Linked DNA regions of Homo sapiens: region 1 is linked to region 2. Evidence: read pairs that join two places in POLR2A ChIA-PET (ENCODE). Cell type or tissue: MCF 10A. All regions are shown on one strand.

What was found. ChIA-PET counts read pairs that join two places held together with the same protein. Peaks named below come from ENCODE experiments on the same cell type or tissue, not always from the same donor. Only the 100,000 strongest peaks of a DNase experiment are listed, where the experiment ranks them.
Region 1: POLR2A ChIA-PET joins it to region 2 with 5 read pairs; 3 of 35 experiments call an interaction of 5 or more read pairs at or near these places.

What each region holds. Positions count from the first base shown.
Region 1 is chrX:113,511,952-113,514,451 of GRCh38, reverse strand. The region is part of intron 3 of LOC101928437 (a long non-coding RNA gene); the gene reads right to left. Among named protein-coding and RNA genes, the nearest start is that of XACT, 100 kb to the left of the region's middle. In MCF 10A, no CTCF peak of the experiment used is centred here; a DNase peak (open chromatin) is centred at 1,281.
Region 2 is chrX:113,575,515-113,578,014 of GRCh38, reverse strand. No RefSeq gene overlaps it. Among named protein-coding and RNA genes, the nearest start is that of XACT, 41 kb to the left of the region's middle. In MCF 10A, no CTCF peak of the experiment used is centred here; no DNase peak of the experiment used is centred here.

The DNA.
Region 1 (2,500 bases), 64 kb after region 2:
GAATTTCTGATTTGCACATATCAAGTATTGGCAGCTAGTGGCTCTCTTAAATGTATGCTGTTAAGGATTCTGTAATGTTTTAGTTTGTTACACAGTCCTAGCTCAGCTGAAAAGGCACAGTAGTCTTTAGTATCTGACATTAGAGAAAAAAGACAATACAATTTGTGCCTGGGGTGCTTGGAAAAGCTTCAGGCTTCATAATAATTTGGGTGAGGGAAAATGTGGATAATGACTTTATAATTGTTTCCATAAATGGCAACAACACAGATTATGTATAGTCATAAAAGTAGCATTAGCATTTACCATGAACCAGTCAATCCTAGGAGAACTTGTAGATGCCCCTTTCTGCATACATTTTCTACCTTAGTGATATCCTCCCACCACTAGAACCAGCTAGAGTGTTTACTGCCGAGCCATTAAATTTAGAATTTATCTTGAGGTAATGAAAAGCGCAGTGGACTGTGAAGTGAGAAATTCTGGTCCAGCCTCTGCCACTTACTAGCTGTGGGAAATTTGAGCAAGTACATCCCCTGTTCTGGCCTCTGTTTCTTACCATGGAAAATGGGAAATCTGGATTAAATGAATCACTAATATCCCTTTTACTACCCAAATCCTGTGATTTCCAAATGTTGCTCTCAAACTGCTTCATGCATATCAAATAATCTCAGGGTTGAAAGAGACCATAATACTCTTTTCCACACACCCACTTAATGTTTGAAACACTACAATATAACATTGATGCCAAATGACCATTCAGCCCTTCAAGAAACAATTCAGTGCTCAGAAACTCACTATCTGTTGATTTTTGTGGTTTCTTATATATTGGATACTAATTCATGGCCAGTTTTAGGCACTTTAAGTCTCTTTTTCTAATCAGTTATCTGCTCACTAACGTTATCCATGGTGTCTTTTATTGAACAGAAATACTTAATTTTGATGTTTTTTGAGAGTTTTCTACCAGCCTAAGCTACAAACAGAGTGAATGAGCCACCACAACAGATAGTGAGTTTCTGAGTAAATTATTTCAATAGGAAGTTTACTGATGAGAAAACCCAAAGATTAACAAATAATTTAAAAGATGATCTAGCTAATTAATAATCAGAGAAGTGGAAGTTAAAATAGTAAGCACTCACTTTATATTCACTACACTGGTCAAAATTAGAGAAATGAGTTATCTGCCACATGTTGGCAGAAATGCAGGGCTAGATCTAGATAGCCCAAGAGTTTAATGAGGTTCTTGGCCCATTTTTGTACAGCTCATAAGATAGGAATGGAATTTAACATTTTTGACGGGTGATTCATGAAGAAGTGGACGAAGAAGGAGGAGGAGGAGGAGGAAGAGGAGGAGTGGCAAAGACAATCCCGAGTGGCCTGAAAAGCCTAACATATTTACAATCCGGTTCTTTACAGAAAAAGTTTGTGAAGCCCTAGGCTCTAGAATCCCTCATACACTGTTGGTGGAAGAAGTCATTCTATAGAGCAATATGGAGCTATTTATACATACACTGTGTGACCCAGAATACATAGGCTTACAAAAGTATAAAATGGGACATGTAAGGCTATTCATTGCAACGTTGTTTATGGTGGCAGGAAGTTGGATCACTCAGGATACTCATCACTGGATTTGGGGTTATGAGTCAGAAATGATAGATAATCGAGTCATCAGTCAATTTAATTGGTAAAGTGTGGTAGATGTACATTATGGAGATTACGTAGCATTTATAAATGACAAAATAGATATACATGCAACAAACTAAATAGAACTTAGAAAACAAGTGGAGTGAAAACAGAAATAAATGGAATGACATCTATATCAAAATACCACTTATGTAAACTAAAAATATGCAAGTACAAAACAACAAAACATATTTTACAAGTAGACAAACAGTAAAGGATTAGAATAATTGCCTGGAGGTATGAGAAATAGAAATAGATAAAAACAATCAAATAAGTGTGGTCCTTGCAAGCAGCAATGATAATCAGTGTGCCATCAACTGAGGAGTGTGATAAACTCAATTTTCCTCAACAGAGAGGCAATAAGAAAAAAAGTTCTTAAAATATAATGAATTCTTTCTTCATATAATTCCCATCCATTCCTTGGTCCTAGTTATATCCTCTATCACACAAAACAAGTACAATCCTTCTTTCACATATGCCCATGACAGTTCTTACCCCTTTAGGTCCTTTTTATTCTACATACACAGTTCTACCCTCTAGATGGCTTTTCTTAGTGTGACAACCAGAAATAAATATATTATTCAAGGTATAGCCTGCCTTAGTTCATTTGGGTTGCTATAGCAAAATACCTTAGACTGGGTAATTTATAAACAACAGAAATTTATTTTTCACAGTTCTGGAAACTGGAAAGTCCAAGATCAAGGTATTAGCAGATTTGGTGTCTAGTGAGAGCTCGCTTAGCTTCATAGATGGTGCCTTGTTGATGCATCTTTACATGGTGGAAGGGGTGAAGAAGCTCCGTGGGGCCCCTTTTATAAGGGCA
Region 2 (2,500 bases):
TGGCTTTCTGTGCATGCTTTACATGGGTGGTAGGTGCCTAAATCTTTCAGGCTCGTAGGGGACTAGCATAGCTGTTCCATCTGTCTTTAAATATCGAAGTCACCCTTCTTCTTCCAGCCTCCACTGGCTCTGATAACAGTATAGCTGTATTCCTGTGGCCTATCTTGGGAAACTCCATATTTTAGAGGTCTCAGCTCTTTGCATATATGGAAAAGTTTATCAGCTCTGTTTGATTTCATTTCTAATTCATTGCCATTGGACATCATCTATATATGATATATACGTTTAAATATACGATGTTATGTGTATATATATACACATATAAATAAATGTTTACACTTTTGTTGTCATTTCAATGGGATTTGGGGAGAAGAGGAGAGGAAAAAATATATATATATATACACACATATATATACACATATACATACACATATATATATATTCTGTCAGCCATCTTGAACCAGAAGTTTCTCTATTATTTTTATATTTTCATATATATGTATATAGGTGTAACACACACACAGGATGATTTGAGTGAGCTATGTTCGGCTTTTGGCTCAACATACAAATAGGTGGTAAGTTATTTAAAGATACAAAAAAGGGGATACTATGACCATGTAGGTTTGAAATATATACTGATATTTTTCCTTTGAGCCATAAGAAACACAAACAAATCAGCAAGAAAAAAAAAAAAACAAACAATCCCATCAAAAAGTTGGCTAAGGACATGAATAGACAATTCTCAAAAGAAGATATACAAACGGCCAACAAGCATATTGGGAAATGCTCAACATCACTAATTATCAGGGAAAAGCAAATCAGAGCCACAATGCAATACCACCTCACTCCTGCAAGAATGGTCATAATCAAAAAATCAAAAAATGATAGATGTTGGTGTGTTTTTGGTGAAAACGGGACACTTTTACATTGTTGGTGGGAATGTAAACTAGTACAACCACTATGGAAACAGTGTGGAGATACCTTAAAGAACTAAAAGTAGATCTGCCATTTGATCTAGTAATCTCACCACTAGGTATCTACCCAGAGGAAAGTAAGTCATTATACGAAAAAGATACTTGCACGCACATGTTTATAACAACACAATTTGCAATTGCAAAAATATGGAACCAGCCCAAATGCTCATCAGTCAATGAGTGGATAAAGAAAATGTGGTATATATACCATGGAATACTACTCAGCCATAAAAAGGAATGAAATTATGGCATTCATAGCAACCTGGATGGAATTGGAGACTATTATTCTAAGTAAAGTTACTCAGAAATGCAAAACCAAACATTGTATGTTCTAACTCATATGTGGGAGCTAGGCTATAAGGACACAAAGGCATAAGAATGATACATTGGACTTTGGGGACTTAGGGGTAAGGGTAGGGGGGTGGCAAGGAAGAAAATACTACACATTGGGTACAGGGTACACTGCTCGGGTGATGGGTGCACCAAAGTCTCACAAATCACCACTAATATTTTCAACTTAACAAAGACAGCTAATGAATTTCTAGACCTATTCAAGTTTTTGTCAGCAAAGTATGTCATAGACTCAATATCCTGATAAGGTAACCAAGTAATCACAAACGGATGTCTTTCTGCTACATACAATCTGACCTTTAGCTTCTCAATACAGCTGATTAATTTGATTCACTTGTAGCATACTGTGGAAAAAAATCCATTTTGTATTTTTAAAAAATTAGCCAAAGTAATTTGAGGTGGTTTTACTGAATATAATTTTAAAAGAAAATGGTAACAACTATTCATGTACTCTCTATTAAGAGTATGTACCTTCAGCTTCACCCAACTATTTATATCTTTTTCCATTTTTTCCTGGATAACTGAAACTTATGTAACAGCAGCCACAGGTGAGCATTCACACTGTGCAAAGCAGATCACTCAGCATGAAGATTGGACTGTGACCATAGTATTCTTAGCCTGTGAGAGCCAGTCAAGGTGACAACTAATTTGCACCACTATATTTAATTTCAACTAATACTGTGAATGGATATTCTTTATCATTTTATTTATTTATTGGATTTATTTTGAGACGGAGTCTCGCTCTGTCACCCAGGCTGGGTGCAGCGATGTGATCTTGGCTCACTGCAACCTCTGTCTCCTGGATTCAAGCGATTCTCTTGCCTCACCCTCCTGAGTACCTGGGACTACAGGCACCCACCACCACCCCCGGCTAATTTTTTATTTTCTTTATTTTTTTTAATTTTTAGTAGAGACAGGGTTTCACCATATTGACCAGGCTGGTCTTGAATCCCTGACCTTGTTATCCACCTGCCTTGGCCTCCCAAAGTGCTGGGATTACAGGCATGAGCCACCGCGCCCAGCTGTGAATGGATATTCTGAAGGTTGATGTCATTTGTACTTTTCCAAATCATCAAGCATTAAATGTTAGATTCTACTAATCAAGATTGTAGGATAGTTACACATCTTTGGAGTGAAGTAGAGCTCATCAACTGTAGCTCTAAACAAACTGTAAT